Regions from separate parts of the Mus musculus genome. Here region 1 is linked to region 2. The links are chromatin loops, found by intact Hi-C in ENCODE. Cell type or tissue: left cerebral cortex. All regions are shown on one strand. Each heading gives the region's core, and the rest is flanking DNA. Links, peaks and the distances in the headings are about the cores only. Region 1 holds the start of Nell2 (NEL-like 2). Region 2 overlaps Tmem117 (transmembrane protein 117).

Region 1 (12,619 bases), core at 2,270-10,269, 670 kb before region 2:
AAATGTTTTAAAATTAATTGTAGTTACATCATTCCCGGATAGTAATGTGTATGTGACCAATTGCTTCATGTTTTATGTTCTGTATGTTTTGATATGCAAAAGTCACCCTTTACAGATTTTTCATGGGTGCTGTGAAAATTTCACATGAGATGACCATGTTGCTGAGGGGAAACCGTTTCTTGTTTTATAAGACAAACAACTTTTGTTTGTTTTTTTTTTCTTACTCTCAAGTTCATTACCTGCAACTTGCCTTAGAATCTTCCACTCGTAGCTAAGGTATAGCATCTTTTCCATGTGACAATTAGATTATGTCATTACTTTCTAATTTTGCTCCTGAGAATATAATTTGCTATTTTATGATTAGTTGTTGAACTTTGTCAAATGCTGTCCATGCACCAGTTGATAAAATCATGTGATCTTCTATACATGATAAGTTCAGCAGTTTGCTTTGATGGATATCAGAGAATTTAATGTTTTGCAGTATTAAAATGAAACCCTCATGTTTGTAGTATTATTTTTAGATATTGGTGGTTGACTCATTAATATTTTGTTGAAGATAATTTGTGCATTTTCAAAAGGCGTATTTTGCTTTTGTGTTCTGAGTCTTGCTTTTCTGTTACTTGTTTGTCTAATTTTAGTCTAAAATAGTGATTGTTTCTTAAAAATAGGCTGGTGGATGTTTCTTACTCTTTTATTTTTTGGAAAAATTGTGATTACCGGATGTTATTTCTTCCCCAGATGTCTAGTGCAGTTGGTGTTGAGCATATGGGACTAGAGATGATGTTATCAGATTATGAGAGAAAAAAACAAAAGTTTCTAAATATTACTGTGGATTTGCCTGTCTCTCACATAATGTCTGTCTCAGTTTCTTTGGGGATAAGTATCCCAGGTGTTTTGATTCCTTGCTGTCAGGTGTGTGCCTTATCATGGAGGTTGCCCTGTGTTCCTAGAAGGCCGACCACTTATGACAAGTGATCCTCCTCTTGAGTTGACTGTAAAGACATTTGTTGTCTTGCTAATTTGTTTTGTTGTAAACTTACTTTCTCAATTTTATAGCCCCTTCAACTCTCTTTTGATGTATTTCTGTTTAAGATACCTTTAAAAACCCTCTATGTTTAACTGAATTTACTCTCTCTGGAGTGATTACTTTTTAATCCCATGTAGTTAGCTAGTTTATATTTCCTGATCTATTGTGGAAAAACCCCATTCTTTTGTTTTAGATCATTTACATTTATTGTAATTATTAACAGTTGAATTATAGTCTACCATTTTATTATTTATTTTCATTTACTTGTATTTTGTGTTCCACAAACCTTTTCTTTTTACTTTGATATTTTTGTATCCATTATAACTATTGTGTTTTTAGACTCACATCTCTGTGTAGTATTTTAACTCATGTTTCGGAGTATATAAACATGTTCCACCATCCAGGCAGACACCCACGTTACCATTTACATTAGAGTTAAGCTAGGTTAAGTTAGATAGACCTTACTATCCTATGGGTACCTTTACTACATCTGTGTTATGATTATCTTACATATGAAAATCGATATCTATTTAGATAATTTCTAAGTATTATAACTATTAGAAGGATGCGTACCCAAGGATAGCTATATCCTAACACCTAGAGTCTGGGTATGATACTTTACATGGCCAAGGGATTTCATACTTGTCATTAAGGCTAAGAAGGAGTGATTATCCTGGGATATGCAAATGGTTTTAATATTATTGTAGAAATCCTGTTAGGCCAGAGAAGATTTTCAAGTTGTATTTTGAGAACTGTTGAGGTCTAATAAAACTTTCTTTACCATGGGTGGCTCTAAAGACAAAATGGGAGAACGAGCCAAGGGGTGCCCACACTGCTTAAAGCAGCAGGGGGACTCTCCTCCCCAGCTTGCAGAATAGATGTAGTCTCGTCAGTGCATGGACAGACTGGTGATGGAGTCACCACGAAGGGAATCGGAAGATCACAAATGTTGTTGTTTTAGGCAATTAAACTTGTAACAGTTTGCTCCGTAGTGACACAGAAACAACAGAACCAGCAGACATTTTCCAGGGCTGGAGAAGCCTCGTGTGGTTACCCAACTATCCACCATTCTGCTTTTACTTCCCTCTTGATATAGCAGATGTCATTGTGATCATGCCAAGGTCCCTTCACTTGTTAAACTGAGCAGAAGTAGCTCACCCTTTCTGGCTTTGGTCATAGTCCATTATCTAGTGTGTATGATAAAATATACATTACCTTAGGGTTCCTGTGGCGTCTGGAACCCCGTGTCCTAGTTTCTCCCAATCACTCCACCAGCAAAGCTCCACCTCTCATCTCCTAGCATGTTGAGGAATTTCTTTTGTCAGTGTAAATCTCACTTATAAATAAAGTGCTGGGCATGAAGACGTGCTCACAGTGAGAGAGGACCCTTTTAAAGTCTAGTGTGGTCAACCATTTTGACCAAAATTTCATTTTTTTGGGCCAATTTATGTGTTTGCATATCTATGGAGCAGTGGCAGGCTCTCACATAACCTAAGCTGGTCTTGGATTCACAAAGTAGCTGAAGATGACCTTGTAGTCTGATCCTGTCTTCGTCATCTTCTGAATGCTGCGATCACATGTTCTACATGATATCTTTCAATGCGTGCTGCTGTCAGTAGAACCTATTGCATGCTGGGCGAGCACTCTAGTAGCTAATTATTTTTTAAATAGATATTGCCTAGGTAATAAATCAGAAGATTTGCTGGTTCAAACATGAGAGATTTGTTATTGGATATTTCTCTAGGACTCTAAAGGGAATCTACTGTGCTAGACCAAGTTCATGCCAACACTGCTCTCTGGAAGAGAGGTTTTTGTTTGTTGTTTGCTTGCTTCCCTTTCCATACTAGAGTTTGCTGCAACTCTTTGGTTCATCGATCTTCTTATACTGCTTCACTCGGATCCACCCTCTAATTCCTCCTTTTCCACAGGTAGGAGTGTTGTGAGGATACTGGGCATGTGCCTCTACTCACATCCCTCTTGTTTCTCTTCCAACCATAATTTAAATAGCACTATTCATTGATACACATTTTATGTAGCCATTGCTGATATTATATTGATATTATATTTGATATTATATTGATATGGTATATGTTGATATTATATTGATCAATATTTGAATATACTATTGTAGAAAGATCTTTAAGCTGCACAAGAAATAGTTTCCTTTTCGTTTATTTTATTTTAGCAAATTTGAGATGTTGCCCTCCAATCCTTACATGGGAGCATTGGAATAGTTCTCAAAGTTTGTAAGATTTTGTCTTAAAATTTAGTGAAAATTTTGATTAAGGGGGATTAATAAATACTATCGATAAAGTTTCAAAATTCTTATCCCCCGTTAAATATTCCAAGAACTTAGGTAGACGTGTCTCCCCATCACTACTGTGATGTGTGTAGCAATGATGTATGCAGTGTGTGACATCTCATATTGCCTATGGCTTGCTGTGTTTGGTTCAGGTCTTGTTGAAAGCAGATTCTGATTAATTGGAGGAGGACTCAGAGCTCTCTAGAAACAGATGGGTGTTTTACTCACTCTTGAAACTAACTTATCCATGATGGAAGAGAACTGACTTAAAAATTCAATGCAAAATTTAGGTAGCACTCGAAAAATATACACGTCGTTGATGTTTAATTTATTTATTCAGTCTTCTAATAATCACAAATAATCCCACTCTTTTAGTCCTAAGAATGTATGAGGAGGGGGGGTGAGTAAAGTCTACATGAGTATGGTCAACAGTGAGTGGGCTTCTTAGTTTCCTGGGCTCAATCTTTTACTTAATAAAAATATACTTATCTTACTATGTATCTACAAACCTACTTATCAACCTATCTACCATCCTATCGTCCATCCTTCATCTATCCATTCATCTACCATCATCCATCCATCCATCCATCCATCCATCCATCCATCCATCCATCTATACATAGTCTTATCTGTATCATCTATTCATTCTAACACGTACTGACACTTGTTTTTCTCAGTGGGTAGAATCCCCTTGCCTTGCCCTTTGACCCTTGCTGCTGTGTAGTGTCCTGGACTTTGGATTTGGGAAGCACTCTAAGGTTTCTGGAGCTGTCCAGCAGCTCCTGGCACTTGGCTAAGTTCTGTGTGCTGTCTGCGCCTGGAGGCTCTCCAGCGCCCCGCCCTGGGCAGAAAGCCTCTCAGTCTGGGCTGGCCAGGCTTCCCCTGCTCACTACCCATCTCCTTCGGTCTCCCGCGCCTGTCCAGCTTCACCTAGGAGTCTTGCGTGCTTTGGCTGGGTTCCTTTTCCCGCCCGGGAGGGGGTGCCCTGCGCCGGGGCTGCCGTGCAGCGTGAGTGTCTAAGTGAGGGCTTCCCTCTTTTGCCCGAGGCGGCCGGGTGCCTTTCTTTGCAACCTCGCCTCCTGCGGCTGGGTGGTCCTTTCTCTCGCCGGGCTTTGGAGACACGCGCCCGATTTCGAGGGGGTGAGTGCAAACGCCGCCCATCAACTTGGCACCTGGCATTGAGATCCTAGGATCCCGAGCGGAGGCTGCGGTTGCGGGCTTGCGAGGGTGGTTGAGGACCTCTGCGGGCAGGGCTGGCTGGACCAGGCGCTGCGTGTGCAGGGGGAAAAAGAGGCCGCCCCGCCCGCGCCCCGGCTCGCGCCCCGCCCTCCCGGAGCGGTCTCGGCGGCTCCAGGCTCTCGCCATTGTCTCCGCCTTTCCAACAGGTTCGGGCGCGGGAGCGCGGGCGGGTGCGGGGCGGCCCGGCCCGGCTTTCCCGAAGCCGCCTCCCTTCCTCTGCGTGCGCGCCCGGGCCGCGTGGCTCGGCGGGGCGCTGCTCGGTGCAGGTCCCCGCAGGTCCCCGAGAGCCTGACCCGGCTGCGGCCCGCCGCGTGCGGGAGCGATGCGCGCAGAGGCGGCTCCAAGTTCGGCGCGCACCCGGGGGGGGCCGCCCCGCTCGGTCTTAGGTGTCTGAGCCCGGGTGGCGACGCCGAGGCGGTCGCAGGAGGGGCCAGCGCGGCTTTCCCGCTTCACTCCCAGCACCTCTTGGTTTTTATCTTTATTTTTAAAGAGGGAGACGATGGACTGAGACGATGCACGCCATGGAATCCCGGGTGTTACTGAGAACGTTCTGCGTGATCCTCGGGCTTGGAGCGGGTGAGTGGCCGCCGAGCAGGGCCGGGATGTTCCCCGCCATGGGGTCGCCGCCCGGTGTCCCTCTGGATTGGGGAGCTCTGGAGGATTTGCATTTGGGTCCTTTCTGTGCTTGTCCTGGGGACAGCGAGGCGGGTCACACCCTTAGGGTCTGTGGCTGAGGGGGAACTTTGCACAGAGAGGGGCTTAAAGTAGGTCAGGAGATGGGACCCAGCGCTCTGCTATTTTAAGCTTGACAGCGCGTCCAGGTAAGGCTCTCCCTGTGGAGGAGCGAGTTGCCTCTTGTCAGCACTTCCAATATCGTCGCCAAGACGCGTGCTTTCTTTGCTGCTGTAGAAGCTTGCGTTTTAATGGCCCCCTTTCTTTCTTTCTTTCCTACCCTTCCCCACTCCCACCAGTTTGGGGGCTTGGTGTGGACCCCTCCCTACAGATTGACGTCTTAACAGAGTTAGAACTTGGGGAGTCTACAGATGGAGTGCGCCAAGTCCCGGGACTGCATAATGGGACGAAAGCCTTCCTCTTCCAAGGTATGGCCCAGTGTGGAGCCCCATGTGTGTTGCGGGGAGCTGGCTCTGCGGCTTCTGGTAACTTGGCTTGGCGCTGCACGCTGCACGGAGCGGGCGGAGAGTCCCAGCTGGGGCGAGGGGGTCTCTGTGAGCTCAGGGTCTGACTCTTTTTAAGTGGGTTCTTTCTCCTCCCCTCCTCCCCCTCGCACTCCTTTTCCTCCTCCTTACTTGGTGCACTTGGTGGTTCTAATGGATAGTGCCTTAATTACCGACTAGAAACTCCAGAGGCAGATGGGTGATTTGGGCGTCTAGGGAACAATAAATTGTAACACAAACGCCTCATTTGGGTGGAATGGATTTGGGAAGGAAACAAGATAGCTCAATCTTGGTTAAAATACTGACCTCCCAAAGTTTCGGCGCTGTGGTGCCTGACCAGAGGAATTCCTTTATGGTATTTTTACTGCACATGTCTGTACTTGAAGCACGGTTACCATGGAGCGCTCCCCATTCTCCCGTGCCGATCAGCGGCGAGGGGAAGGCAATGCTACTGCTACGATTATTTTGAAATCATTTCAAGGGGACGTTCACAGAAGCATAGCCCTATATCACCATAATTGTACGTGTAGAATTTTAAAACTTTTTTTTCTTTTTGAACTCAGTGGATATTGGCTATTCATTACTGTCCAGACTTCAAATCATATTTGAATATACTGTTTAGTCAGAACAAAATTTCAGAAAAAAAAAAGCCAGCCTGCAAATTGATTGAGTAAAGCTTTTGAAAACTTCTCGCCTTGTGGGAAGGTGCTTAGCCCGAGGGTGTAAAAGGGGGCTAAACTGTCCAAGGAGATGGAATTTAAAAAGAGGCACTGGGGATGCCCTGTATCCTGAAGATCAAGGCATCCTCCCACCACCATACATGTGTGTGTGTGTGTGTGTGTGTGTGTGTTATGTGTTTCTTTTGCTATTGGGAGCTATGGCTTCAAATTGCCATCAAAATGCAACTGATAATTACTGAAACGTTGGCGATGCAAAATGCAACCAACCCAGCACATCTGCCATCAAGAAGCAGACATAGTAGGCAACTTGGATGTTTCTGTGGTGGCGCTGTTGCCTCATTCAGCCAGTGCATGTCACCATGGACAGCAGCTCTTGAGCTTTCTGTAGGGAGAGGGAAAAACTGACATGTGTTGCATTTAAGAAGAATTTGTGTTCATAATAAATTAAAACGTAAGCTCTTTAAAAATGGGTTTCAGTTAAGGTTGTTAATGAGTGTTTTTATTGCAACGAGTGTTTATGATATTTTCTTTACTCCGAGATGCTTTGGGGAGGGTGGGGCTGGGATACTGAAGACAATAGCTAAATGTAATCAAGGAAATAGAGCTCAATTGTCAGCAAAAATTCAGTTGAATAGAAATGTAATTAGGGGTAGGCTTTAGACTCATTCTCTGTGTTATTTCTATCTTTCAATTTTAGTCTCTTAGAACAGGAACTCAATATTTTAGGACTTGATAGTTTTGGTAAATAGAAAGCATAACAAACCAAGTTTCCAATAATGGTCTGCATTGTAATGAATTGTTATGATAACCTCAAAGGCTCCCTTTAGCCTTCCTAAGGGTACTTCCTATACAAAGTGTCCATCTGTCACAAGTAGAAACCAGAAATGTACATTTTATGTGGGACAATCGGACAATTATATATTGAACAGTATGACGGTTTCTAGGTAATAGTCTTAGGGTATCAGTTTCTTTTCTGGTTCATTTAAAACAATATTTATTTCGCCATAAATAGCCAGTTTCTTTAAGGTATGCATTGTGATTAAAAAAATAACCATGGCTAATGTCATATGTTTTCTTTGAATTGTGCTCAGTTGGTGGATGTCAGTTTCCAACAGTGAACTTCTTTTGTTTTTTAGCTAATACCGAGCTCAATACTAGAAAGAGCAAATGCTTCACAAATAGTTTTCATTCAAAGATGCAAAAGTTCACTTCCTGCCACCTTAAGTCTCTTTGTGTCTGAACCGCTATTTACTGTCCGCTGTGTCCTTGTAAGGCTTGCGTTCCTGATGTATTGATTGCACTGTAGTAACTTCTCTTACAAGATTTGAATTCCGAAGTCAGTGACAAGTGACTGATGTGTGGTTCTGCGTCTCCCTGGCAAGGTCTTTCCTCAGACGCCAGGCAAGCAGCAGGTTTGATAAGAACTCAGCCCTGAGCTGTGCTATTTCTCTGGATCCCACGGGGCTTAGAGGGACAAGAGCATTCAGACCGGGAAGAGTTTCGAGGTTTCATTTATAGTGAATTGAGAATGCTGCCAGTATTTGATATAGTGTGTCAAATGTCATAGCAAGAATAGAAACAAATCAAAAAAATCTGTGAGGTGCTCCCAGATTTCATACAAACTTCACGTACAAGTTTTCTGTGCTACCAGATACATTCTAAACAAGGTGAAGTGATTTCTGAGCCATCGATTGCTTCTCCAACAGATAGCAAAACTACCTGTCTCATCCCTTTGAAATAAGAAATCTCAAAACACGTTGGCCTCATGACTTTTTACTTATTTAGTATTTTTCATTTTGGTTACTTTATTTTCTCTTTCTGGTTTCTGATATACATGTATTTTGGTATTTTGAAACTATGAATATTTTAAACTATGAATGTTTTTTTAAAAACTACTGTGAAGTACAAATCTACTATTTAACATTTTGTTATACTTCCAAATCATCACTTTTTATTGGAACATCCACCATAATGCTGCAGCACTGTTTTAGTGTTGTTAAAATTTGATTTACAGTTGCTTTGAAAATTTAATGAGATTTCAAATCCAACCATTCCTTAATACTTGTGGGTTTTGGATTATGCCTGTTAGAATAATTACTTAATTTATCTGGGCAGTAGTTTGGGGTTCTAGTCATTTCTGGCTGTAACCTGACACATAGTCCCAAGCACCCTTATTATGCTTTTGAAGAATACAGCAGCATATACTGGCAATGAAAAGACTTGCAGCCAGGTGTAAGGAGTTTCAGTTCTAAGGACTATTAAAACAGCGAATAGATTCTCCCTTCCTAGCATTGGAGCCTCGCTCGTGTTTTGGCAGATAATGATCATAATAATTTTATTTTCTCTGTGTACATGAGAGATCATAAGGGATAAAGCATACACACAAACTTAGCATGGGTTTCAGCTCTTTGATCATAACAGTTTGTCCAGGCTCCCAAAATAGATAATCTCATCTGCCGTCTTAGGAAAATACCTTCTGAAGTGTTGGTAGATTGCATAATCTCATTAACCCCCGAAGCACAGATAAAATCAAAACATTTTCCCCCTTCCTTGGTAACTTGAAAGTAATCTTAGTGATTCTTCTTAAAGAACTTTTACATCTGGAAGGGAAGGCATTCCTAGGTATTTGGTGGCAGGCCAGTGACACTGGTGGGTGACTTCGTTAGAGCTCAAGGGGGTGATGAGGGCGTGTCTCCAGCAGTGTGTGAGCTACACCTCTCATGGGTGTGACAGGACACTTGAAAAAGCAACTTGAAGGAATGGTTAGTTTCAACTTGCAATTCAAAGGGGAAAACACAGGGATGAGAGTGGCTGTGTCTGTGGTGCAAGGAGCATGGCGGTGAGGGTCAGGCATGGAGAGGGTGAGGCATCCTGTGTGGAGGAAGCAGAGGGGGATGAACGCTGACCTTCAGGACTCTCTATCCCATTTTTCTTTGTATTCACCCTGAGACCATAGTCTCTGGACTACCTGCATTCAGGGCCGGTCTTTCTCAGTGAAACCTCATTGAGACATACCCTCTCCGACACAAACAATCTATGGTAATCCTAAATTCAGTTAAGTTGACAGTGAAAATTAACTGTTATAGTGAGAGCCTGTGAGTTTCAGGGCTATGGCTGTGGGTGCTTCTCTGACAGAGAAAAATAACACAGTGATCAGAGATGGACTTAGAACCCAGGTAGACTCAGGCAAAAAGTCACAAGCTGTGTGCTACTTGTGAGGACAGCCGTGAGGGTACTTACTTCTCTGAGCTTCAGTACCCTTGATGATGAAGTGAAAGCGGTTATAAGTTAAGTCCATCCACCCAAATTATTGTTGTATAATTACTAGGTCAGTGGAACTAATTTTGGACCTCTGACCTGAATTATGAAATAATACATATAGTAACAACTGATAAACCTTGCCATGTTTTTTTTTTCTTTCTTTTTAATTTACCAGCAATAGGTAACTAATGTATTTTGTTGCATAGAAGTGGCTGCTTCTGTAAGAAATACCCAACCCTATGGCAGTAGCTTTGGAATCGGGCGCTGGGCACATAGAATTCTGAGGAGTGTCAGGGCGTCTGTGTTTAGGCTTCACATCAGCTGAAGCAGTCTCTTGGGATCTTTAAATGCCGTGTGACCAGTTTTAAAGCTTCTTCCTCATTTCTGATTTGTCGCCTTTGTTTTTGCTTACTTCAGGTGGAGCTTTGTTAGTGCTGCTTAGATTTACAAAACCTCTCTAGGGCTCAGTTTATTTTATCTCTCTACCCTCTGATTTAATCAGTCAGTCAGTCTGTCCGTCCATCCATCCATCTAGCCATTCAGCACCTTCCTTCCTCCCTCCCTCCCTCCCTCCCTCCCTCCCTCCCTCCCTCCCTCCCTCCCTCCCTCCCTCCCTTCTTCCTTCCTTCCTTCCTCCTTTCTTCCTTTCTTCCTTCCTTCCTCTTTCTTTCTTTCTTTCTTTCTTTCTTTCTTTCTTTCTTTCTTTCTTTCTTTCTTCCTTCCTTCCTTCCTTCCTTCCTTCTCCCTCCCTCCCTCCCTCCCTCCCTCCCTCCCTCCCTCCCTCCCTCCCTCCCTCCCTCCCTCCTTTCTTTCTTTCTTTCTTTCTTTCTTTCTTTCTTTCTTTCTTTCATCATCTACTTATCTATCTATCCATCTACCTATCTTTCTTTCTTTCATCCATTGTTCAATACTTATTGTTCCTTTCCTTCTATTAGCTGTGAGCTTAGTTTGCTATTCCTTTTCTACTTCATTGAGATTCCTGTCTGGTGAAGGGCATTCCTCATGGGTGGCTCCTATGTCTTCCTTATGGCAGAACAGGCAACCCCATCTCCTTTCAAGCTCTGTGTAACAACATTCATTCTTTCCGTGAGGAAGAGTGCTGCTCTCCCAAGGGCCTCCATCCATACTATCACTGTAGGCTTTACATTTCACCAACATGCTTTGAAAAGGCACAGATATTCAAACCATAGCAATGCCACTGTGGCTGGGGAAGATTTAATATGATAGGGTATTTGATATAATTGCTGGGTACATGTACATGCATGCACATGTGTAAGCAGGCTTGTAGAGGTCAAAGGTCAAATATAGTTTCAATCCTTAGAAAGTATCCACCTTGCATTTTGAGACAGGCATTCTCAGTGGCTTGGGGCTCTCCCAGTAGGGTAGTCTTTCTGGCCAGTGAGTACAAAGGATATGCCCAACTCTGCTTCTACAGAGCTGCTAATGCCAGCATGTGTCACATGCCTAGCTAGCTTCCTAGCTTCTTCTCTTCTCTTCTCTTCTCTTCTCTTCTCTTCTCTTCTCTTCTCTTCTCTTCTCTTCTCTTCTCTTCTCTTCTCCTTTCTTTCTTCCTTCCTGCCTTTCTTTCTTTCTTTCTTTCTTTCTTTCTTTCTTTCTTTCTTTCTTTCTTTCTTTCTTTCTTTCTTTCTCATTATGATTTTTTTTTAAAGATAGAGTTTCTCTGTGTAGCCCTGGCTATTCTTGAATTTGCACTGAAGACCAGACTGGCCTTGACCTTGCAGAGATCTGCTTGGGATTAAAGGTGTGCACCACCATTTGGCTCCCAGCATTTTTTTATATGGAGTTAAAAGACTGAACTCAAGTCCTCATGCTTGAAAAGCAAGTGCTTTACTGAGCTTTCCCAAGCCCCAGACTTGACACTTAGCAAACGCCTCATCCTTGTTCTAGCTTTCCATGTCCCTTTCTGACCAACTGCACATTTTTTATATATTTCTGCTCTGTTTTGTTTGTTTGTTTGTATCTGGTTTTCACTGTAAATCTGGTTAAAGCAGCCAGTGATATTCAGGAAACATTCTGAAGATTGTGTTGACTTGAAACTTCTTTCAGATTAAGTAGTGTCTCCATTTTTCAACCCAGCTTTCTACAAAGTCTTAGGGTATGGACAAAATGTATCCAACTTTTTGCTAGAGTGTATGTAACACAATGCTTCCCAATCCATCTTCCTTCTGAACCCTCATCTCTGTGTCTGCATTCCTACCAGCATTCTGTTCTTCTAAGCACCGCCACTGAGCTCCACTGACTGTACTCTAAATGTTTTCAAACTCTTTTCCAATTTCTCACAAACATGTGTGATTAACTATTATACCAGGAAAGACCCACTTCTTTTCTGTGTTAATTTCTTTGAAATTATGACAAAATACTTTAAAGAAAGAGGGCGGGAACCCCAAATTTGCCTCACCTTTTTTTTCTGTCCCCCCGTTTTTTCTGTCCATGCTGAGCCACTGGTTTATTTGCTTTGGGACTGAGTTTAGCCAAGACACGCCTGCAAGGGGGGAGGCAGCTGGTCACCTCCCAGCACTGCGGAAGCAGGGAGAGAGGAACAGCTGAGACAAGATGTAACCTTCAAAAGCACACCCACGCTGACCTAAGTCCCGAATACTAACACTTCACACTCCATTCGGCTTTAACCTCATCAGTGGATTAATACATTTCGGAAATTAGGACCCTTGTGATCCAGACAGTTCTCAGAATGGCCACTAACAGGTCTTCAACACGTGAGTATCTGTGTGGACACTTCACTGGCAAATCCTAACCTTGTCTTGATCTTTGATGAATTGCTTGTCTGTTTCTTTCGAGGTTTTGGGGAATTACATCTGAAGATTTTGATCTTTTACAAGTATTTTTACAGAATTTCCCATATTTGCAGAGTTTTCTCCAAAAAAGCTGTTTCCTTCCTTTTCTCTCTCTCCTAAAG
Region 2 (12,619 bases), core at 1,497-9,496:
GTGACAGACTAACAGATTCTGAGTACATGCACAGTATATAAATAGACTTATTTCAAAGAACCTGTTTATAGAATTGTCGGGTTGGCAAACCCACATGTTCTGCAGAGCAGGTTAACAAGTTTGAAGAACCAGCCAGGAGCTGGTGTTGGAACATTCTGGAATGTTTCTTTTTCTGGGAAACCTTATTCCTAAGGTTTCATTCCTAAGATCCTCCAACTGACTGCATGAAGCCCACCTCATACTGAATGCAAGTTTCTTTACTGTTACTTAAAGCCACCTGACTGAAGACACCAACCACATCGATCAAACACTGTCAGACTGATTCCCACACTCAACACTGACCAACAGTGTGCTGAGCCCGACCAAGTTAACTTATAAAAAAGAAATCATTGAATTTTACCAACTTACATTATAAATATATATTTGTATTTTTATGCAAAACTATAATCGCCATAAACACCTTTAGAAATATTTTTGACTCATCATAATTTCAAATTGAGATTTTAAAGGGTTTTTTAAGCTATTGGTTTAATTTTGCATGCTTATGTAGCTATGTTCCAAACACACATGTGGAAGTCAGGGACAATCTATAGGAGTCAGTCATCTTGGTCTACCATGTCGGTTCCAGGGATTTGCTTAATGACAACACTCTTACTCTCTGAGCCATCTCACTGGTCCCTAATTTAAAAACTAGACACAAAAGTTCTATAATATCATCTCAGATTTCCCATCACACATACACACACACACACACTCATGTGAATACTCAGATATGCACACATGTGCATAGGCACAGTGTGCACACACACACACCTATGCACTCTCCGGGGTGCATTGTTCATGTACCCACACACATACATGCACACACATGCACATACATGCACACACATATGCACACACACATACACACATGCACAAACACATGGGTACAAGTACAGGTGCAGGTACTTGCATAACACACACACACACACACACACACACACACCTCATCAAACAGAAAACTTACTTCTCATGGATTTTATCAGTAGTCAACACTCACCATCTTTCAATCTTTTGAGTTCACATGACAGATTTCCAAAGTACTTCTGGTTTTGTTTTGTTTTGTTTTGTTTTGTTTTGTTTTGTTTTTAGGTCACAGGAAACTATACCCATGTCTTAATAACAAACATTCATTCCTTTTTTCATTTCTACACAACTTCCCGCCCCTTTCTGTTACTTACACTAAGGCTGTTTGTGCTGCCAGCCACAGTCTCTCTGTTCACATTGGAATAACTGCCCACTGTCACGAAGCTGCTCACATTCATGCCCAATCTAAAAACCGTGTCTCTGAAACCCAAAATATCTGCCTTGAGTGCCTCATGACCACAGGACTCATGTTTGAGTTCAGTATTTTTTAATCAAATGACTTGATTCTTCCATCAAAATTAGACCATCTCCTGAACAACAACAACGAAATGTGTTGTAACCAGCCCTCTGCTCAGTGGTCAACAGCCTGAGAGCAGAACTGTTATTTTAACAGTGTAGATCACCAGCAGCCAGCCCTTGAAAATCAGAAGCCTGCTAGAGCCCTGAGCATGTCAGGACCCTATGTGAGCAGAACCTGTGATGTTTGACAAATTGCCTAAGCCTGCGAACTCTCAATGGGTGCCGGTTAAATCAAAAGAGAAAGAATACATTGTTCTTCTATAGTTGGTTGGGAGACGATGTTGCCATCAGATTAGGGTGTTGTATATATGTGGGTTCAGTTTATTTTAAAGGATGATACCATTATTATAGACATTACATTCACTCAAAATTGTGTTTTTACATATCTTTAAACAATGTCCTTAACTAAAGTAGATCATTACTTGTGAACAAGTATCCTACAGGACAGGAGAATGTGATGGAGACACAATGCTGGATCTATCTATCTATGGTGGCTCTAATCTATACATATGGATCTATCCATTATAGCTTGTAACTATGCATCTCTATGCATACAATGCATGAAGGGTCCAAGTAACCAGTCTGAATGGGGACACTGAATCCAAGGGTTGGCAGATAACTGACAGCATGTTAGATTTGGGCAACCAATGGAATAGCCAAGTCACCAAACCCCAGGGAGGTGGGTGGATGGGGAGTCCAGTCAGGAAATCCTTACAGATGGTGTGGGGGAAGATAGTACAAGTTCTGAGAAGAAACACAGGCTGTCTGGTTGCACACGGTTAGGTTTTTATCCAGCACCCAGAGCTGTGAGGAAGGGCCTTCCGGCAGTACCTGAGGAGGGTAAATGTGTCTTTGTCAGACACCAGTGTCTGGGCTTGGGAACCATTATATGAACCATGCACTGCAAAGGCAAGCTGGTCTGTAGGCCCCATACGCGGCTGCACATGGCCCGGGATACATTATGGCTCTCATTGCCTTTAGGCCCACACTCACATCAAAACTGAGAATAACAGACCATGGACAGAAAACTATAATATCTGGGGGTTTTTCTTCTCTCATATATTACATCTTGAACAAAGTTTCCCCTCCCCTTTATCCCCAGTCTCTCCTCCTCACCTCCACTTTCCCCCCGAACCGCCCGTCTCTCTGCCTCCACTCAGAAAAGAGTAGGCTTCCCAGGGACATCAACCAAACACAGCATGACAAGCTACACTAAGACAAGCCACAGCACACTGAGGCTGGACAAAGCAAGCCATTAGGAAGAAAAGGGTCCCACAAGAAGGCAAAAGAGTCAGGGACAGCGCCCGGCTCTCACCACTAGGATTCCCACAAGGACACCAAGCTGCTCGGCCATGACACCTATGTAGAGGACCTAGCTAGGCTGATAATTTTAAGTATTTGTTCTCAACTAACTTGTCCCTTTTTCAAAGACCTTTCCCTTCACAATACAAACTTGCCTGCTCTGATTACTTACCTTCACAAATACCAGACGGCAGCCTAGTAGCCACCCCATGCCTAATCTCCTATCTCCTGCCTTCCTACTGACTTCCAGATCTCATCCTGTTAGCTTTAAGTGGCCTGCTGAGAGCCCCGGGGTTGTCCTGCTACCACTTCCTTAAGACACTTCTCCCAGATGCCCCAGTATCCTTCACCACAAGACCTAGTCACTCTCAGCCCTTCTCAGTCTTGTCCCTCATAAGGTGAGCCTGTGAACACTGAAGAGATACCCATTGGCCAAGTCCTATTCCAAAGATCATGGCTTACTTTAGCTAATGGCCGTAGGCACAAACTCCACAAACAATCTGTGTCTTAGCAGTTGCTACAAATGATCACTGAAAAGCAGAATATATAAGGTTAGGTGTGGTGGTGCGTAACTTCAAGAGAATCCTGCCAATCAGGTCTACACAGCAGCTTCCAGGCCAGCGAGGGCTATATAATGAAACCCTGCCTCATACACACACACACACACACACACACACACACACACACACACACACACCAGAAGCGCTGAGCCAATCATAGCCGTCACAGGAATCATAGACACCCAGTGGACATAATTAAATACGTTTAGTTAGAGCAGGAGTGTTCAAGGCTGACATTGTTGAAAAACAAATGTCCAATTTCCTGACTTCGATAATGAATCTTAGCTCATTCATCAGCTGGGTGTTCCCAGGTTAGCAGTCAAGCTCATCTGAGTAGCAGCAGGAGCCTGCGTGGGGGGCTCAGCTCCACACTGTTCATTCTCCCTGCGTGCTCATGAAAAAGTGATGCAATTATCACAGAACAGTCTGTTTCGAATCGTGCCTTTAAAGTACACAGCAGATGATGATCAGGATATCTTTGGGGATCCACAAAACCAGAAACTGCTTATAGTTAGGGCTGAAACAAGCAGTCTGGTATGGTGCTGTGCTGGAACCCAACACATTCAAAGTTCAATGGGAGGAAACCACACACACACACTCGATTTGCTTGTGTGAGAGTCCATCTCCACCCTGTAACTATGTGTTAGTCAGGGTTTCTATTCCTGCACAAAACATCAGGACCAAGAAGCAAGTTGGGGAAGAGAGGGTTTATTCAGCTTACACTTCCACATTGCTGTTCATCACCAAAGGAAGTCAGGACTGGAACTCAAGCAGGTCAGGAAGCAGGAGCTGATGCAGAGGCTGTGGAGGGATGTTACTTACTGGCTGGCTTCCTCTGGCTTGCTTACCTTGCTTGCTTATAGAACCCAAGACTACCTGCCCAGAAATAGCACCACCCACAATGGCCCCTCCCATCTAGATCACTAATTGAGAAAATGCCTTACAGCTGGATCTCATGGAGGCATTTCCTCTAGGGAGGCTCCTTTCTCTGTGATAACTCCAGCTTGTGTCAAGTTGACACACAAAACTAGCCAGTACACTATGAAACCTTGCTTAGCATTAGAAATGACCTGAAACAGAACTAAATATTTCCTTAGATCCCATACAAAAAAAAAAAAAATGGAGAAACTCTCTTTGACAATAGTTGCAGTATATTCCTGAAAATAACTCCTAACAGGGGTGTAAAATAGCAAAAAGTGTATTTCTGAGCCAATCACAGACATATACCCATTCATGATAAAGTGTAGCAATGTTTATCTAGGAATGGGATACACATATACATTAAATAAGCAAAACTGGTTGAGGGCCTCCTTAGTACAGGAATCCCATCTTGTACATAGCCTCTATTTTGTACTAAGCTAATTTCAAAGAAACAACTGAATTCCCAGAAACAGCTTCTGGCCCCAGGTCTCCCATATGAACGTATTCCATAATATCTCACCCTATGGTTTCTTGGTCAGCATCCAGTCAGGACTGGACCTCAGTAGCTGCTAAATACTCCAACTAGTTGGTTTCAATCCAGACCAAGTTATCAGGAAAACCATCTGAGGTACTTGACAGATAATAACCAACTTAAAATGTGAGGCATGAAAATGGCTAGACACATACAGTGTATGCACATACTCACTGGTTGTCTCTACCCTACCCTTCCCCACCTAATTTGTGATTTTTGACTTTAAAAGGTTGCTCTGTCCTACCCCTGCTCACACACTTTGGACCCTGAACGCAAGCATCTCCCTGATATATCGGCTTTTTTAATAAAGTTTTGTTGGTTTGAACTTGGTTTTTATAGTGGATTATTCCCAAATTCTTGGACCCTAACAGAACTCATCTATCTGGAGACGTGAGATTCCCTTGATGCCATCACTAAAATCACATCCTACAGGGGGCAAGGAGGAATGTCTGTAACCCCCGCCCTCAAGAGACTTGGGACAAGGCCTCAAAACCTTGGGAATCAAAATTTTCAATTCCCTGGGAAGCAAACTGGGCTCCGCAGAAGGAGCCACTGACAGGGTTCTTTGGGCAGGGATGACCCCGAACTAGGAAAGATAGTGAGCCAACTCCTGAGACACGTGGCTAAAGGAGATTCTGAAATTCTTCATGGTCTCACCAATTATAATGAAACTAGCATAGCAGCCAATCAAAATTGTAATAATGTCACTGCCTTGTCCCTACCAATCATATTAGAGGTGACCCAACCCTTCTGGAAAATTCCCCTAGCCCTAGTCATTGCCATTCTGATGAATGCTTGACCCCTGCATGCTGGCAATTTCTGCAGAATAAATGCTCTTTGCCTTTGCACACCATTTGAGTCTTGAGTCTTCCTTCAGTGATTCTTGAACCCTAACAAGAAGGATTGCGAATTTAAAATCAGGGTAGACCACACACACACACAGCAAAGTCAAGATTAGTCCTGGGCATAGCATAAAACATTCAAAATAAGAAAGAAAAAACAAAGTCAGATATTATGTAATATTGGAGAATTCATTAAGGGAGACAGGACAAACTCTCCTTTGACCAAACTGTAGCAAGATGTATACATCAACGAACTAACGCATCATCTAATTTTGCTACTTCGCCTTATCCCCTTGGCATCCTGGAACGCCAGCCTCATTCCAGGTCTGTGGTTTGCCAGGAAACTGCTCCCTGCTCCTGACACACTTGCTTTTATATTTTCAACAATCAACCTCTTTGCCTTTTTAAATGGAAATAATGTCCTCATTCTATTTCCCTTTGCTGAGCCGCCACTGAAGCGGAGCCCGGCTCTGCCCTCTTCTAAAACAGTAGTCTCTTCCCAGTTAATAGAGTTATTTTTTTAAATTGTTAATTAAATGGCAATTGTTAGAAACAAATGCGTCTCATTACTCAGTGAGAAAGGAATTAGCTTCTACATTAACCTGCATTCTTTTCATGAACCCATTTTCACCATTTTTTTTCTTTCTTCTTGAGGTTTTAAACCATAAGCATGCAAGAGTTCACCACTAAAATATGAAAAACATTTTAAAATTGGAAGGAACAGATACCCAACAGTCTATCACTCAGTACAACGATCCCAATTTCCTTCCAATACATTTCTTGTACAGATTTTTAAGTCAAGAAATCAAATGTATTAAATTTGTATTAAAATGTGCCCAAAGGTTAAAGCAGATGATAATGTGATAAAAACTGAATCGTCTATAAGCAAAACGGATAACCCATATGTTTCAATACATTTGTAAAAACAAAGATACTCTAAGGATTTGTTGTTTAGTTGCCTCTGAAAAACATTCCATCCCAGAAGGAAGCTCCTTAAACAGAAGTAAACAACTCAAAACAGCTTTAGGTGGTCTCTGAAACCTACCAAACTCATTAGGGCTTTAGGTCTCTCCTTCCCCCCCACCCCTTCCCTCCTCTCCCTCCCCCTCCCCCCCCTCCTCTCTCAGAGTAAGCAATTAAGTCACTCTCAGAAAAGCCACACTGCCAAAACTCTGAGACAAGACCTAGCTGCTTGGACGAATTTTAGAGGAACTGTGGCACTTGGAAAGGACACTTTCCAACCGGTGGAGCTGCCCACAGGTTGCTCCAGGTTCCCCACTTTTGTGAGCTGTCACCCAAGCTGAGGTGGGCGTTAGGGATGCAGATACCTTTGAGTCATTTCTGCTCCTGTAAACAAGTAACCCCAATAAAGCTCACAGTCTCACCAAGCAGGACTTGGGTGGAGAGTGGAAGGAGACAGGTGACTCCATGGCACGCTTCAAATTGGCAGTTGAGAAGACTAGGCCTGAATTTCTGTTTCCAAGAACTGGGCCAGTCAGTTTTAAAGAAACAAAACAAAACAAAATCAAACAAAAAACCCACCAGGCTTAAGGCAGCTAGTCAGAAACTAGAAGGTGCCCAGCCACTGAGCCTAAAGTAAAGACAACGGATCACCACTAACTTTCCAGACCTCCAGGGTAACAGATTCCAGCCCCCACGCCCCTGGTAATGGAATGCCCTTTAGATGGAGTAAGATAGAGATCACCTACCCTAGTGCCCTAGCCTGCTTTAAATCTAGCCTGTGAGCTCATTTGATTGTCTTGGTAATGGGGCGACCCCAGTGTGCTTGACTACTGCAGAATAAAACACTCTTTGGGCTTATATACAACTTGAGTCTGGGTTATCATTCTTTGGCAAATCATGAGCTCTTGCAGCGATATCTGATGCACTTTTCCCCTCCTCAGTGACTCAGATACCAGCTTAGACCAGATTAAAAGTAGATAGAGGTGGGTTTATTAGGAGGCCGCCTTCAGGTGGGTTCTCCGATCTTACAGGTGGAGGTCAGTGAAGTCGGGCATCTGGGATAAAGCAAGGGGGTTTTATAGAGCTTAGGGGAGGAGTGATGATGTGCCAGCTAGGAGCTGGGCTTGTGTCCATACATGGTTAAAAACTGAGCCCCTGGGTGGGGCAGTCTCCGGTGGGTTTCGGGGAACACAGATAAGGAGGAGCGATGACGTGTTAGCCCGGAGTTTTCTCTGTGAGGGTGGTGTTGGAGGGAAGGAAGGCTGAGGGGTTTCCCAGCTTGTGTGGGGAGGGGTGGGATGAGCAGCCGTTCCAGCCTAACAGTAGATAGTTTAGTCTGCCATATCTGGGATGAGTTTCCCCGGGAAAAGTTTTGTCACACATCAGGATTTCTACATTTGAAAACTTAAAGGACATAGGCTGGGGCTGCATGTCATAAACTCAATAGTAACTGGGAATATCGTTAACTGCATAATTTATTATGTAGATTTGATGAACCTCCCAGCTCGGCAACACCGCATGCTTCAGAGACTAGGCGGTCACTTCTATTATCATGCAGCCGACTGGGAGCTGCAGCTGTGGGCCGGGAGAGCATCGCACCGCAAAGCTCTGGCCCAGGCAAAGGTCAAAATTCAAAATCCTAAGTAAAGCTCCTGCTGAATGCCTGTTGTGTTCGCATGACCATACCGTTAAAATAAAAGGGGGGAGAGGGGCGAGATGGCTCAGTGGTTAAGAGCGCCGACTGCTCTCCCGAAGGTCCTGAGTTCAAATCCCAGCAACCACATGGTGGCTCACAAACCATCCGTAACGAAATCTGATCCCCTCTTCTGGAGTATCTGAGGACAGCTACAGTGTACTTACATATAATAAATAAATCTTAAAAAAAAAAAAAAGAAATCACGTGAAGTCGGGACCATCTGCATTTGATCAATTGGACCTGTATTATCAATACAGTTTCCGAGTTCAGCTCAGACGTGTATTGTCACAATAGGAAGTCAGTTCACAGTTCCATCCTTTATCTCCCTTGCCCGGTGGACTTTCGCATGATGTTATTGCATAGCATGTGCCACTAGCCATCACACGGACAAACACTAGCAGACACTATGCCAAAGGCATGTTAGGATTTCAGAACAGATTAAGCGTACTATGGTGTCAAACCTAGTCCTGGTACAATAGATCCAATCAATATATGCTGTGAACACTCAGGGCATTGAGAAAGAGAGCTAAAGAAGACAGGATTCTCATTGCTATGCAGAGATATGTTATAATTAGCAACAAAACAAGGGTAGCATACTACAGACCCAGAAAAAGATGATAGGAAAATGACCTAACTATTGAAATTCAAAATGTGAAGCGCTTTAGCTAAGGCAAGAGAGACAGAAGAGTTAGAAGAAGCACAATAGTGAGCGCATTGGGGTGAGAGAGATGAGGATGCTCACGAGGTCATCAAAGTACCAGAACCAAGAGGTGAAGAGGAGACAGACTGGAGAGCACAAAGCTTGAAATGCCCACAAGAATCCATTCCCCCCTACGCATTGGTGGAGACAGCTTGAACTTAATCTCAGGTGTGAAAGGAGGCTTTCAATTATCACAAGCTTGACTGTCAAATGCTGCAGATTCTCGTTTATTAGACTAAACTGACATCAGCACCGAGTCGTGATTGATAAGGCCAGACCCGGATGAAATTAGGACCATTAGGCTCCTTTGCAGGGAGTCAAGTGAAATACAAAGACCAGGTGGGAAAAAATCAGCAAGAGAAATGAGGACGTAAAAGACACAGGAACAAACCGATCATATCTCGTTGGTGAGTGGACAAGCATGGTCAGAAAAAGGACAATTTTAGGAAAACACCTTCAGCTTGCTGGAGCAACTGGCCACACACTTGAAGGGGCACCAGTGAGCGAACGCAGTAGCATTCAGGGAAGCAGGGCAGATTAGAAAAGAGCTTCCAGCTCTGCAAGGTTGAGCTTTTGACGCCCATGAAAGCCCAGTGAGAGCTGCCCAGACAGGTTTTGCAGGGGCTCTAGCAGCCTTGCCCGTCCCTCATTTCTTCTTCCTTGCTAAAAAAAAAAAAAAAAAAAAAAAAAAATTGGATTACATTCCTAAAGCTAACCACCAAGGTCTGTTCCCTGATTTGCCCACTTCCTCCTGAGGCAGACTACCAAGATCCAACTATCAAAGTATCAAAATCCAGCAATCAAAAGTTTGGCTACCCTAATTAACATGCCCAATCAAAATTAAACACCTCATCCTAACACAGGGTTTGCCCTTTTACCTTTGTAAGCGTCCATAGGACCATGGCTGTCTCCTCTCTATCCAAAGGCAGTCCTCAGTTCCTTTAGGGAAAATAACCCTTCACCCTCTCCCTTGTTCTTTTCTCCTTTTCCCTTATCCCCTTTGTCTCCTAGTCCCTCCCCTTGTCCCTCTTGGACACATAACTCTCCTTTGTGCTGAGAACTTAGTCTTGGGGTGTTTTGTGCCAACTTTGAGGAGCCTTTCAGGTCGCATTGAACTGGGTGATCACACAAGCCAAAGGTGAGTTAGCAGAGGGAAGATACTACAGAAAGAAGAAAAGAGGATTAGGGTCATCAACTATCAGAACAAGGTCCATGAATGAAGTTACACGAGGAGAATTCTGATTGTGTGTGAGAAAACTTAAAGAAACCAGGTCAACAGTCCTGTGATCTCAGCTCTCCAAAGGCCTGTGGTTGAAATGTAAGCCCCTCCCAGGAGTAGTAAACAGGAATCGGCTTACTTCTGATTATGCATTGTGGTGGTTCGAATACGCTTGGCCCAGGGAATAGCACTTTTAAGAGGTGTGGCCTTGTTGGATGAAGTGCATTACTGTGGCCATGGACTTTAAGACCCTCATCCTAGCTGCTTGGGAGCCAGTCTTCTCCTAGCAGCCTTCAGATGCAGATGTAGAATTCTCAGCTCCTCCTGTGTCATGCCTGCCTGGATGCTGCCATGTTTCCACCATGATGATAATGGACTGAATCTCTGAATCTGTAAGCCAGCCCCAATTAAATGTCATCCTTTATAAGACTTGCATTGGTTATGGTGTCTGTTCACAGAAGTAAAACCCTAAGACACCCATTGTCTTAATACCATTCAAATGATGTTCCCAAGGTCTGTTGTCCTCACGACTGTATACAAACTAAACTCACATAAGTACACCTTGCCTTTGTGATTGTATGCAGCTTGAATGCCTGTGACCTTTGCTCGTGATCTTGCTTAGCCCTCAGAATATAAATTGTTTGACGCGCTGAATAAAGTTGGCTATTGCATAAGAGTTTAGTCTGCCTCATTGTTAGGCTCCATTCTCCCAGGTTCACACCACCCACTATAACGGTGACAGTCCACTTCAAGGGAATAAGAAAAGAAAAAGGGATCCATAGTTTAAAGAAAGGGCTGCCCCAGAGATAGAAAATACTGGAAGAAATTTAACGCGATGTTTAAAAATCAGAAAATGGAATACAATATAAAATTCAAAGGAGAACTGAGACTACATGATGCTTAAATGAGGTTAAGGAATAAGAATAGAAATATGTCTGTCAAATTTTAACCCTAGACTTGCTGGCCACAACAAGGACACTTTAAGATGGTAAGAAGACACCAACATGGGAAAGAATTAAGTTGGGCCTATATATAGGAGTAAAACAAATGAGACCTGGTGTGTAGGCAGTAATTTTAACAAGAAGCATGGCTGGGAAGAGACAGGAGCAAAAACCACCAATAATTAGACAATGAAGGCTCAAGCAATGAGAGAGACCCAGTCTCCTGTTTAATGAAACCGATGGAAATTATCAGCTCCGTGGCTAATTTCCCTAGTGACTTGATTTCTCTGTGTAAGTGTCCTGGATGCAGCAATGCTATGGTGGGCACAGTGTGCACGGTGACTGCTCTGATAGTGATCTATTACTAATGAGCAATGCATGAGTCAATGATCAGAATCAGAGGAGTATAAGTAACATAATGAAAGCATCCAGGGTTGGAGATTACAGAAACAGCCAGTGTTACAGTTCAAAACGAAAGAAGCAGCTGAGTTTCATTTCATACAACACCGAAAGAAAGTTATGGTGCTTCAACGAAGTTCTCTTTAATTTATGAGCTTCAGCTTCTCACAAAGAATGACAAAATACATTTGAACTCCTCCAGAACCGAGATGGATTGATCACACCTTCCTGGAACATTGTGATGCAGAGAACTCAGAAACTGTGTCTTCACTCGGTGGAGCAGAGCACTTTAATGGGTCATCAGTGTCTGTAAGATGTGCTGAGGTAGATCTTCATACGTACATACACTCAAACCATCAAATAGTCTGTGTACGCAGTGCTTTAAAGATGATACATGTGACTAATACATCATTATATATGACACATGATATTTTACTGAAAATTCATGAGTTTAAAATTTTCTATGATGAATTTAAAGTTGCAGAGATATTTAGTCTATGGCTGATTTCAGATTTTTCTCTTTAAAAAAAAAAATCAAACCGTCTAAAATATAAAAGCCATGTGCTGGGAACTTGGGAATGGCAGCATTTTTATAGGAATGTGTGTTTGTGTAATTATATAAATGAACAAAAGAATAATGCTTCCCCACCAACTCTGTTTATATTTATACTTTTTTTGAGACAGGGTCTCTCTCAGTATATGGCTAGCCCCTGACACCCACTGTGTAGAGCAGGCTGGTCAGTAACTCAACAGAGTTCCCCTGCCTCTGCCTCCTGAGTGCTAAGATTTATGGTATGTACCACCATGCACAGCCTTCCCTCCTTACACTTCTAAATACTTAAGGTTTAGAATCTCACTTCCACAGTGCACCGAGGGCAGTCTTTCATTAATCTCCTAAGACTGCTATGAGGGTAATTATTCTTACTACAACTTGTTATTAGTCCTAGTGACAAATGGGAACCAGAAATGCACAAAGAGAACAAGTTAGGTTTCAGAGGCTGCTGAGCAAACAAGAAATGGATGTCCAAGTGTCTCACTGGCCAACCAGATGGAAGGCGATTTGTATAGATGCCCCACAATAGCCAATGTGCTACAGGTTTGGTCATGAACTTATAGACC

What was found. Hi-C counts contacts between places; a loop is a spot of excess contacts. Peaks named below come from ENCODE experiments on the same cell type or tissue, not always from the same donor. Only the 100,000 strongest peaks of a DNase experiment are listed, where the experiment ranks them.
Region 1: it touches region 2 in a loop (2.6-fold over the local background); 3 of 42 quality-filtered maps call a loop at or near these places.

What each region holds. Positions count from the first base shown.
Region 1 is chr15:95,520,326-95,532,944 of GRCm38, reverse strand. It overlaps Nell2 (NEL-like 2), which reads left to right and starts at 4,931. Exons shown (of 20, transcript NM_001356951.1): 1 at 4,931-5,144; 2 at 5,540-5,668. The coding sequence starts at 5,081. In left cerebral cortex, for the core only: CTCF peaks have their summits at 4,188 and 6,758; DNase peaks (open chromatin) are centred at 5,507, 6,019, 6,743, 7,895 and 2 more places; H3K4me3 peaks cover 5,277 bases; H3K27ac peaks cover 3,486 bases.
Region 2 is chr15:94,850,905-94,863,523 of GRCm38, reverse strand. All of the region lies in intron 3 of Tmem117 (transmembrane protein 117), which reads right to left. Among named protein-coding and RNA genes, the nearest start is that of Gm31007, 38 kb to the left of the region's middle. In left cerebral cortex, for the core only: no CTCF peak of the experiment used is centred there; DNase peaks (open chromatin) are centred at 2,154, 3,685 and 5,936.